Linked DNA regions of Homo sapiens: region 1 is linked to region 2. A link is a contact called in ENCODE Hi-C or POLR2A ChIA-PET data. All regions are on one chromosome and are shown on one strand. Each heading gives the region's core, a stretch centred on a gene start or an enhancer-like site at or near the end of the contact. The rest is flanking DNA. Distances are from core to core; before and after follow the strand shown. Region 1 has its middle 240 kb from the start of CASC17. Region 2 overlaps CASC17 (cancer susceptibility 17).

What was found. A loop is a pair of places that touch in the nucleus more often than their neighbours do. ChIA-PET counts read pairs that join two places held with the same protein, here RNA polymerase II (POLR2A). Pooled maps may share reads with other maps.
Region 1: a loop to region 2 is called in a map of PC-9, with 7 times the contacts of the local background. The contact joins two enhancer-like sites. A Hi-C loop is called at or near these places in 3 of 168 maps with a recorded cell type or tissue (IMR-90, PC-3 and PC-9) and 2 of 50 pooled maps. POLR2A ChIA-PET finds 5 or more read pairs at or near these places in 1 of 52 experiments (BJ).

What each region holds. Positions count from the first base shown.
Region 1 is chr17:71,434,546-71,440,546 of GRCh38, forward strand. No RefSeq gene overlaps it. Among named protein-coding and RNA genes, the nearest start is that of CASC17, 240 kb to the left of the region's middle. Within about 2 kb of position 4,391, at least 3 of the 41 ENCODE cell types and tissues checked have a DNase peak (open chromatin) inside an H3K27ac peak, as active enhancers do; they include PC-3 and PC-9, where a contact is called at or near this core.
Region 2 is chr17:71,186,746-71,193,471 of GRCh38, forward strand. All of the region lies in intron 1 of CASC17 (cancer susceptibility 17), which reads right to left. Among named protein-coding and RNA genes, the nearest start is that of CASC17, 12 kb to the right of the region's middle. Within about 2 kb of position 2,231, at least 3 of the 41 ENCODE cell types and tissues checked have a DNase peak (open chromatin) inside an H3K27ac peak, as active enhancers do; they include PC-3 and PC-9, where a contact is called at or near this core.

The sequences.
Region 1 (6,001 bases), core at 3,141-5,640, 250 kb after region 2:
TATTGAATACTGTAACAATGTCTTCAGTAAAAAGTAAAATAGATTGTATAGACCTATCTTTTGGGGTTCATGTAAATACTAACTTTAATTAGTTAACAATGTAGAACTGCAAAAGTCATAAAAGAAATGTGATCATAATAATCACAAATTATTGGTTTCTTGTTAAATGAATCTCAAAGTCCATGCGATATTTATGACTTAAAGTTACTATGACAAATACTAGCTTAGCCTTTGGATTATTTACATTTTAACCAAGAAAGAAAGGGTTCTTTTTTTTTTTTTTTTGAGAAATTTTCTAAGTATTTATTTTAATAAAACAAATAACTGACTCAAAGCTTACAATAAGGGCACCTGAACATGTGGTGAGTTCCCATCCCACTCTTATAAAGTATTCTGGAATAGAAGAGCAATTGTCCCTGTATCAGGATTCTTATTTCTGGAAAGCTTAGGAACTTTCTGTCATTTTTCATTGAGAGTTGCTGACACTTTAAATATCAACAAATGGCAGACCTTGTCAGAGAGCCTACTATGTGTAAGATACTCAGACAATGAGATCTGACTTTGAGAAAGAATCAAATTATTATATTTCCTTCATCATGTTTTCATTCAAGTATAGCACTGCATAATAGCAACACTTGGTCTGAATGCAGAAAGCCAGGTAATCTTTCCAAGCAGGCATGTGGGGATACACTGGATGGAAACTTTTAAAATTCCATACCGTTTGTTCAGGCAGAACCAATGATTTTAAAATGAACAGTGACAGATCAATTTTTAATGGTAACTCTATTATTTTTCTCTATTATGAACACTACTTTTTACCAGACCATGAAAATTATGTTGACATTTGAAAAGCATATGATTAATTGTAGCAGAACAAACATTTTGAGTGCTGCCTCCATTTAGGGAGGTGATAGCGGGCATGGGCCCTGATTATAACATATTGGCACAGTGTAACACTTGCCATTTTCTTTAATCCACTAAATGTTAAAGATCCTAGGTGTGCCACTGATGAATTGATATACATTTGAGGCACGATGGGTTGTGGAGATGCTATTCTGAAAACACAACCATTCATTAAACTAAAATCTAAATACATTTCAGAATTAAAACCATGCAGCCAAACAACTCTTGATTGCAACACAGGGCAAAATGGCCAAATGATATTTACAGCTTGTAATTTCCAGTATGTTCCTGATTTTACTGAAAGATGTGTGTTCAGCCATTACAAAGCAGTTGCTGTGTAGGAAAACTCACGTGAGAAATTTTAGTTTTAATTCAGCACAACCGTGCCATCTAAACTTTTTGTTTGTTTGTTTCATGGAGACAGAGAACTGTGGCCATAAAGAATGAGATATGTTTTCATAATATTAAATGGTCCAGATTAGACAGTTGAGAAGAGTCAGCTATGTAAAGATATCTCAGATTCGATACCTAATCCAAATGCCCCATTTTCTTTGATGTTATCATGATTTTTTAACTGGATGTTTTGGGGATACAATCTATAGCAGTGAGGCAGAGCACATTGAACCGACCCATGCAGGAATCAAACTTAAAATTATATTTTATTAGTGACATGCTCAAACCACCCAAATTAAATAATCTTGGATACACTAAGTTTGTAAAGTCCGCATTCTACTCTGTTATTTCAGAAGAGAAAAAGGAAGACTGGGATGATTATTTGACGGAAAGGGAAAGCTCTAAAGGAAAAAAAATCAAGTTAGAACCTGGATCAAGCTCAACACCAAATTAACTGGCTAGATTAGGAACACTGTAGCTTCTCTGAGGCTGTCTTTTCACCAGAATCTAATGCATTTACAATGATATCCCACCCCCACCCCCAATGTAGGCTGTATAATTGCACTGAGTATAAAAGAAGAGAGAATGATTGAGATAGTTCTTCAACATGGAAGGGAAGCCAAGCACAGTGGTACAGTTTTATGAGAGAAAAAAAATACAGTTATGGATAAAATATATCTTTTTGTCTATAGGTCCCAGATGAATGTATGTACATCTTTAGGAGTAAAAATTTTCTATAGGATAATGAACCACATATACAAGGATAAGTCACCTAGTGCATGTAAGTTTTGGCCTTGTGTAATGACGTCAATATGTGCTAATTCTAAAAGGACATTTAAAAAAATTATTTCCATTGGTCATTGATGATTCACCTTTACCTTTCTGGTTTTCAGATCCTCCATAGATCAACAGGGGAAAGGAAGGAAGCCTGGTGTGAAATAGGCTGGTTTTTCTAGGAAGTGAACTGCTAGGTTAACATAATCTGCCCAACAATAGGATTTCCAGGGAAAACAAAGAAAAATTATTTCTACTTTTACGTCTTATTACAAAAATCATACTTTATGGCCATGAATCATTATTTATACGTTGTTGGCACTACTTTTGGTATAAACTGCTTCATTGTTACTCAAGTGGGGATTTACATATTCCTACTTATCTTTTTGTAGGGAATGAGATTTAAAATGGTGAGAACTATTGCAGCACAGTGACTAAACATGAAAAAATAAATGGAATTTAGGGAGTCAAGTTATTATTAAGATTTTATGTATTATATATATGTATATATTATTAAAGTTTTACATTTCTTGTGAACAACTGGAAAGCAATGTAATGTGTTTCTGTAAGAGGCAGCTGAAATCTGGAGAGATTAAATGAATCTGTACTTTTGACATCTGCCCTTGGGTTGTGTGGCTTTTGATAGTTCATGCCGACATAGTTTTCTTTCATTCCCTTTGCTTTGAAAACTTATATTTGTCTTTTATGTTTTGCATTCACTACAATGTGTCTGAATGTGTATTAGTTTTCAGTTACATTTTTGAAGTTGTGGTTTTTGAATCTGAGGAACACATCCAATTCTGGAAAATTCTGAGGCTTTTTTTTTTTTAACATGGCTTATGGAGGACTTTTTTTTTTCCCAATGTGTTTCATCATATATTAGAGTTCTTTAGTGGGACTTAGATTTTTCCCTTCCTCTGTTTTTTTTTTTATTATACTTTAAGTTCTAGGGTACATGTGCACAACATGCAGGTTTGTTACATATGTATACACGTGCCATGTTGGTTTGCTGCACCCATTAACTTGTCATGCAAATCAAAACCCTCTTTTTTTTTCTTCCTGTCTTTTTTTCTTTCTCTTTATACTGAGACTTCCGTGTGGGGTTGCTTTGTAGGAAAATTGTTCTAGAACAATTTGGGGCTCACTTCTGGGACACACCACAGTGATATCATCCCAGTGGCCACTGGCCCTGATAGTTTTACTGTAAATTTTCTGGATTTGGAGTTCTTGAAATATGAAAATAGTATTAATGTTAACTTTGAATTTGTAAAATCCTTTACATTTCTGATGGTGGTTCCATCAGAAGATTTTTTTTTTCAGCCAGAGGTCTGGCAAATATATACAAGATTCTTTGTGTTGTAAATTGTTCCCCTACCACCACCTTCTTCTGAGGTTGCTGCCCTCCAAGGGTCCCAATATTATGTAGCGATTTCAATTTTAATCCACTGCATTATGCGGTCCCTGAATAGGTATCCTAACCCAAGTTCTGTGTTGTCAGGTGTGGTAATTGCCTCCTCAGGCTTCTGAAGAATCACATGCTTATCACACTGGTTTTCAGTTTCCTTTCAATCTCTATTTTACAAGTTTAGCCAAAGGAAAAAACTAAAAGCAATTTTGTCACATTTATCTGGAATTCTGGATGTTTATTAGATAGAATGAATAAGTACAGTAGGGGATATTTTAGATCATTGCAGTTTGCCGCTTTGTGCATACCATGTGTGATTTTTATAGCCCAACATCCCTGCCTTTAACTCAGACAATAAATAATGGTCCTCCTGGATCAAAACCTCTCTGAATCCATCGTGAGGAGGAATACATACCCTCAAGAACATTTGACAGCATACCTGAAGCAAACTCTTATAATCTGATTAGTTGAGTGTCAGCAACCTGTGGTTGGTTTAGCTACTCCCATGACTAGAGGTAAAGAGTTGGACCAACGCAATGTAGTCTGTTGTCTTCCCAGTTTGAACTTTCAGAATGTTGTTATTTTTCTCTTCCTATAAGGTCAGGCTGCATGTTCTGCTCTTTTCCCCCATGCTTTTCACACATCCTCTCCCTGGAGAAATGTGAGAGGCAGTCTGGAAAAACATCAATGTTATGTATGTCAGAGCCTGCTTACACAGGATGCCAACAGATGGCAATATTTTATCATTATTACACAATCCAGAGACCCTTCATCTGTGGCCTCAGGGAACAAGACGAGTCGGCTCTTTGGTGTGACACATGTCACTGAAGCTTCACCCCCCATTAACTGTGCTGTTGTTTGTGATTGTTAAGCTGCGTGTCTCGCCATGTGTCACATTCTTGACTTGTACAAGGGCCCATTAGTAAGTAGCATCTGAGTACCATGAGTCATAGAAGGCCCCATTCTTGGAAAAATAAACACTGCACATTCAGCTGAGATTACAGCCACTGGCTGGTAGTGATCTGGATGGTGTTTCATGTAAAAGGCTATTTCTGTGATTCACCAAGGCCTTTTCCCCTCTATCAATACACCAGAAATGCCCATTGCTGTTGTATAGCGCTTCCTGTTGACAAACACAAGCTGAGAGCTCACGAAGTCTCTGGGCTAGGTAGGATTTGGTTCATGACAATGGAAGAAGAGGGAACTAGGAGTAAACACAAGCCAGATATTTCAAAACTATTAGAAAGCTTTATGAAATCAACTTCATAATTTCAAATAAAAGATGTATTTTGTTTTTAGATATATTTTCCAGAGACTTGCTCCTTATTTCCCTGTCATTTCCTTCTGCCCCTCATTCTATTTTGCAAACAACTGTCTGTTCCTTGTTCTTATATCTTTCATGACTCCTCTCTTTTCTCTCCTCTCTTCACCACTCTTTTAGTCTTTCCACATCATCCCCTCTTCAGGCTCCCTTTGTCTTCCCAGTTTTCATCTCCAGACCATGATTCGTAGAACTCCAGCTCAGGAATGGCATTCTGGTACTTCGGAGTTGGCACCAAAAGACAAGACAGTCTTGCCAACACCACCTACCCAAGCAACTGAATTTAGAAAGAGAATTCCCTGCAGCCACCTCTAACCTAAGCATTGTCAACATTATAATTGTAAGTCGTCTAATGGTTAAAAACTGGCCTGAGACTAAAGAAAGTCAGGAAGATAAATGTTCCAGGTTGGGTTTTGGGAAAGTTTTGGGGTTTCTGAGTCTATGCAGCTTTTGAGTCTGTATTTCATTCCTTGATCCCCCTCAGCAATCTGGCTCATTCTCTGTTTGTGTTTCTCTTTTATGTTTTTTTTTTTTTTTTTTTTTTTTTTTAAGAAGTGAGATTCTGGCATTTCTTCCAGGAAGGAAGGAGCAGGAGAGCTTTAGGCACTGCTGGGAGGCATGAAGATGAAGCTGCATGAACATCTTCACAGACCATCTACCCCACTCAACGTAGGGTCATGACCATGTAGTCAAACAACCAAGGGTCAGAGGGGAGAAAACAGATGGAGACCAAAGGCTTGCAGAATCCACACCTTCTTTCAAAACCTGTCTCAGAAAACGGTTTTCTGTGAACGTAGATTTCTGAGGGTAGTGCTTCTATAAACACTCCACTCATTTCTCTGGCCTAGGAGAAGTGTTTTGTATGGCAGCCTTTGCCATCAAACAAGGTTTTATTAAATATCCCCCTTGTTGTTGTTATAATAATCCATGCTGATATAAACCATGCTTCATAAAATGCCACAATACACATTCACTGGGCAGCACCCCAGGGCAGCCTCCAAGCGAGGCTCCTCGGGCCATAAAACCGAGACCGCCAGAAACAGGGCTGCCATTTATTTCCCCGTAATGTTCTTTCTTTCTCTCTCTCTCTCTAGGCAGATTTTCCTCGTGTTGAAAGGGAACCTCTGGTCAAAAGTCAGCAAGCAAAGTTGTAGAAAGCTTTGATAGTCAGTGAAGTGAATCATGGCTACACATGGCAGTGGCAT
Region 2 (6,726 bases), core at 981-3,480:
CAGGAGCAAGAAACAAGTCAAAGATAATTCTGAGGTCTCTGGAGAAAAAAATATTAATAAACATTGGGATAGGTGAAATGAAGAGAAATCCACTTTCGCATTTGTGGAGTTTAAAGCTATGAAAATCTTTGAAGCTTTGAGTGTGAGAAAAATAACCTAGAGGGGCCGCTCATCTTTTAAAGTATGTTGGTAAAATGGTGACTGAGTCTAGCAAAAATCATGCACAATTCTTGAAGAGATAAGATTTGGTTTATGTGTTAGTCAGAGTTCTCTAGAGGGACAGAACTAATAGGATAGATGTATATCTAAAGGGGAGTGTATTAAGGAGTATTGACTCAGACGATCACAAGGTGAGGTCCCACAATAGGTCATCCGCAAGCTGAGGACCAAGGAAGACAGCCTGAGTCCCAAAACCCCAAAAGTAGGGAAGCTGACAGTGCAGCCTTCAGTCTGTGGTTGAAGGTCCAAGAGTCCCTTGGACCAAGTTGAAGAACTTGGAGTCAAATGTTCAAGGGCAGGAAGCATCCAGCACGGGATAAAAACGGAGGCCGGAAGGCTAAGCCAGTCTAGTCCTTCCACGCTCCTCTGCCTGCTTGTATCCTCGCAGCACTGGCAGCTGATTAGATGGTGCCCACCCTGACTGATGAGGGTGGGTCTGCGTTTCCCAGTCCGCTGACTCAAATGTTAATCTTTTTTGACAACACCCTCACAAACACACCCAGGAACAATACTTTGCATCCTTCAGTCCAATCAAGTTGATACAATATTAACCATCACAGATTAAAAGGAAGAAATTGAAGCCTTTTCATTCCAATAATAGACTTTTGGTGCTAGACTGTGTGATAAGAAAGCAGATAACAGAGATGACAGCTGAGAACAAGTTAAACTCCAAGAGCACCTAAATGAATCACATCTACAGGTCAAGGTATGTGTAAGTGTGAGTATGCATGTGTGACGTATAGTTGCCAAAGGGCCAGAGGAATCTTGAAAATGAGTTGACTTTTATGGACTATTAATACTTTTATGACTTTTATTGCTATTAACATGGTACTGATTTTGGTTAAGATTACTGGGTACTTGCTGAAGCCCAGAAGATATTTTCCATAGACAATTTTGATTAATTATCAAAAGAATCTTATGCAGGTACAACTTTCCCTTTATGAAATGATTTTATTAAGGTATAATGTATATACCTAAACATTTACCCATTTTAAATGTACGACTTAATGATTTTAGCAAATTTACTGCACTGTGTACAACCATCAGCATAATATATGGTTTTAGAACATTTTCATCACCCTGGTAAGATCATGCATGACCTTTATAATCAAGGTACATCCTCACTTCCAGCTCCAAGCAACCAATAACCTACTTTCTTTCTCTATACATTTTCAGCACGTACTATGTTATGCCCATTTTGCATCTGAGTAAATTTGACTTCGTTGTTCACCTAGTTCTGAATTAAATTTCCCTTATTAGCAAGCAGTATAGGAAACAGAATGTCTTTGAAAATCATGATAAAATTACAACAACAACAACAGCATGAAGTATATGATTCCAGAAACCTAATGTCTACAGCATGGGAGATATTTCTTGTGGTAAGTTAGTGTTTTCCATGTTCAAAAGAAATAAACCAAGAACTAAAAGATTGATGTGCCAGCCTACGAAGATGGATCCTATATGACATTGAGGGGGAATAAAAAGGCTTGGTACCAGTAAGAAAATAAGTGAGGTTTCACTGTTGGCTGAGCCTTTAGACACCACCAGCCTGGCTAGGTGAGTTTGTGGAAAACTGTCTTTGGTGGTCTCTGGGTGAAACCCTGATAGGCAATTGCATTTCAGAGACAGTCAGCATGGTCAGCTAGGGATTTGGATTTGTCCCACAGTTTGAAAGGGGGGCAGAAATTGACCACATGGAAATTGGCGTTCAGAGAAATTGCATCTGGAAGGCAAACTTTCCAGGCTGCTGAAGGCTTAAAATGTCAAATTGTTTGAAAAACAAACACCGTGACATAAGAGGTATATGCAATGAAATCTTCAAGATGTTCCCAGCAGAGCAGCATACAGTAGTTGGCTCAATGAACCTATACTCCAACCCCCAATACTGGCCTAATAACCAAAATAAGAAGTAGAAATGTTAACTGTGAGATTTAAGAATAGGATTTGAAAAACCAACCGCACAGGCTAGATTTGCCCTCAGCTCTTATCCACACAATAATTACTGGATGTTCTCTGTTAGGCTCAATCTTTTTGCAAATGACTCAGCCTCCTGCACCTGGTAAGTGTGCATTCCTAAACTCTGAAAGAGTCTACATATTCTATATAAATTGAAGATTAAGCCTCATGGATAATACAAAAATAGGGTTCAGGCAGAAGTGAAGAAATCTGTTCAAAATTACCTTGGGAAGGGACTATTCCTCAACGAGCTGATAATCCAGCCTGTAAAGTAGCAATTGGACATTCAAGATACAAATCAAGCTTGCAAGAAGAATGAGATAGCAAATCTTCAGGGAATTTAAAAAACACAGTCATAATCAGACTGTGTAAAGTATAAAAGTGAATACTTATTCACTCAGAAGATATTTGTGGTTCACTGGTAGGCCACTTGGAGTTTCTATTGTGGTTTCTTTATTCTCTCTCATCCTTAAAAAATGTGATGAGTGTAATAAGCTTTACATCCATTTTCAAGGCCCAGTGCAAAAGAAGTCTACCCAGTTCTTATCTGGCAAGTGTCCCTTCTGCTTCTGAAAATTTCTTTCACCACTTAACCCATTGCCTAGTGTATTAGTCTATTCTCACGCTGCTAAATACAAAGAAATATCTGAGACTGGGTAATTTAGAAAGAAGAGAGGATTAATTGGCTCATGGTTCTGCAGGCTGTACAGGAAGTATAGTGGTTTCTGCTTCTGGGGCATCCCAGGAAACTTACAAACATGGCAGAAGGCAAAGGGAAAGCAGGTATCTTACATGGCCGGGGAAGGAGGAAGAGAGAGGGGGGAAGTGCCTCACACTTTTAAACAATCAGATCTCATGAGAACTCACTCACTCACCGTCATAAGAACGGCACTGAGGGGATGGTGCTAAACCATTCATGAAGGGTCCACCCCCATGATACAATCACCTTCTACCAGGCCCCACCTCTAACATAGGGGATTACGATTGAACATGGGATTTGGGTGGGGACACGGATCTAAACCATATCACTTCATGTTCCATTACCTTCTCCAGTCACCTATGTTATCATTCTGGTATCAAGCCCATCAGGCATCAAATTGCTTTTCATTTTCACTCTTTCTCACTTTTGTTTTATGTTTAATAAATGATTGTTCAAAACCAAAGCATGAGAAATATGAGCATCGACACTTATAGAACATCATTTGTGTTAGGCATCTTAGTTTTTTATTTTTCTCATTGTTGTAAAGAAGGCAAAGAGATAAAGAGACGTAGTCATAGAGAGAAACTTAATTGGCACTACTGTAGGCTCAGCATCTATTTTTTCCTATGCTTTAAACAATAACATCTGCCAGCGTATAATAAGACTATCAAGAAAAAGCATTTTGGAAATACTTAAAAAAAACCCATGTTAATCAGTCTTCCTTTTCCTAAGGCAATTGTTCCAATTTTAGTTTTTTTCTTAAAAAAAAAAAATTTTTTGTTTTTAATCACATGGGTAAACTCTGATTATTGAAGGAGGGAGGTAGAAAGCCCAGATAGAGAAGAGTAAAATTTACCCATATTTTCACTACCTAGGATAATGGAAAAATACTCCTAACATTTTGGTTTATATCCTTTCAGAAACATGTGTATGCACATAAACACTCAAACACACATGCACACATATAGGCATTTCATTAGTTTTCCTGCATAACACACCATCCCAAAATTTTATGGCTTAAAATAATAGCAATTATTTATTTAGCTTGCTTTTCCATAGGTCAGAAATTTAGGCTGGACTCACTTGAGAGATTTTTCTACTGCTATGAAGTTAGGTGGCACCATTTCTGGGGACTGTTTAGAGGTGGCTGGTCCATAAGTGTCTCATTCTCCATTAGGCTTGTCCAGCTTCATTCTCATGGTGGCAGTAGCAGGGTTCCCAGGAGAAGCAAGAAGGCAAGTTCCAACGTACAAGCTCTTTTCAAGCCTCTGATTGTGTCCCTGGTGCCAACAGTCTATTGGAAAACCCATTCACTTGGGCAACCCAGATTCAAGGAATAGAGAAACAGATTCCAATATTTGATAGAAGGACGCACATTGGAAGAATTTGTGGCCAGTTTTGTAGTCACTCATAATTCTACCACCAGGAAATGTGATACTATAAACATTTTGGTTATTTTTTTTTCAAAAATACTCAAACCTATGCTAAATTAAAATGTGATTTAAGTGCATTCCCATATCTATGCATGTTGCTCTACCTCACTGTTTTAAATAGCTGCAGAGTGTTGCTCTATTTAACTGTACTATGATTTATTTGACATATCTCCAGCAATTCAACTTTAAAACATTTCCAATTTTTCACTATCAGGTTGTCATAAACATCTTTGCACATTCATCTTTCCAGGATTATTTTTATATATATCCCCTCGGCTAGGTTATTATCATCAACTTTCCAAACCCCTCAAAACTGCAGCCTCTGTTCGCAAAGCGACATGGAGAAAAAGACAGTGGAAAGGCTAGAAAGAAAGACCAGACTAAAACGTTGACTGCTTATGACAATTTGTCGCCAATACTAAGAAAAATTAAATGTGAAAAGTAAAATTAAATATTAAAAGAACCACAAAAATTATCATGAGAACACCATTTGCTTACAAAACTAAATTGTAAATGTATTCTCAACTTATTCACTCTTACTGTACTTAATATCCTACTTCAAATGTGCAATACAGGATCATTTTTTTACTTCTTCTGATAGCATCATTCCAAGTGGCTAGGATATTTCCTTCAGCAACATCTTGGTCTCTTCTTCGTATTGATAGAACAGAGCTGTTGGATTTTCTGCATATCCTGAATCAGACGCCTCCCATTCATCTCTGGTCCATAACCAGGCTCTTCTGCCTTCACTGCCTTTGCCGTCTAACTCTGGAGCACAAATGAGATGATTCCACCAAGGTTGGTTTCACTGGCAATGATAATCTGGGTGTCATGGCCCAGCTTTCCCGCCAGCTTTTGGGCCTTCTCCAATTCACTAAATACTTCCTCATAATTTTCTTCCAATTCAAGAATAAGGGGGAAAACTATAGCACTTGATCTGCACCTGTGTGTTGTGGGTACCCGATAAGCAAAACAGGGGAAGAAATTAAATAAACACCTTATTATAGTCAAGTTGAACTAGGTCCAAGAAGATGTCTGAAAGCTTTTGTTTGCCGAAAACCAAGCTCTCAGGCTAATAATGGTGAGTAGGTGTCAAAGGTATAATAAGAAGTAAAGTTCTTTAAAAACAAACTGCAAACACCATAAAATTATATTGTTTTCAACTTCCCTGTTCAGTGGCTTTGTTATGCATGTACATTACAGCAGCCAGTCATGCCCACAAAAGACAAGAGTATTCCAAGCCTGTCATGTGTTTATATATGACGTTCAGAATTAAGGTTACATAAATGAACTTTTTACTCAGTCAGCATAATCAATTAGGTAAATCTGGGAAAGTAGGAAAGTGAAAAGTTTGAAAAATATATTTCATTTCACCAATTTATCTTCATTGTCTAATAGTTGCATTTGCAGAAAAAATTTATTCTTTCATCTTATGTTTTTTTATTTTTATGGCTAATTTTAAGGCTCCAAATTCCTAGTTTGTTTATCTATTTTTGCCTTATTTTTACTAGAGACATGTGGCAAGACAATGCTATCAGGGAGAATTGAATTTGTTCGTTTATAAAGGCTTTCTATATGGAAAGATTAAAGTAAAACTAGAACAAAAGACCTAAAATCCATTTTTGAACTAGGGCTATAAGATTATAGAAATTATCCTCATTTGTTTTGATACAGTGAACAAGTTAGTGGATACAAATAATAAAATATTTACACAATATAGTTATTATTTCTTATGGAAAATGATTGTAAAGACCAGAAAACAACCTTATTCTTTGTGTTCTCATTTACCAGCTTCTCAAAATCTTATGTGGAATCAAATGAAAAGTATCAAAGTCTCCAGCTGGATCCTTAGCATCTATGGTATCTCATTTTCTCCACGGAAACAAGGAAGGGCTCCCCATTCATGGAGAAATACCAGTTTCATTTTAAGCATGACTACTGATGTCCATGGCAAGTCTGCTGACTGAAAAGAAAGTGTTTATTGATTCAACCTTTCCATAACCCTTTACTAAAGTAAACATGTCTGAGACAACTAAGCAAAACATCAAATTTCACTCAACTACCATGTGGCCTTCTTTACTTAAAAAACTTGGCATGGGCCACTACTCCAGCCAGGGTCCCAGGAGCACAGAGGACCTGCCTTTTAAATGGTACAATAATATCCACCACCACCGATTTTCACTCCCATCACTATGGGCACCCATCTCTACTGCCTTCCCAATATCTTTGGTTAATTACTGGTGCCTAAAATGTTAGTAATGTCCTCATTATAATACAGGTTAATATGGGGCATTTTCATCTCATTTTAAGTTGATATAAACATCTTTTCTTGGAAGATGAGAGAACAAGTCTGCACAGTTTCAACACTTTTGAAAAATCTTACCTTGTTGATAATTGTGCAGTCTTGCATTTATTATT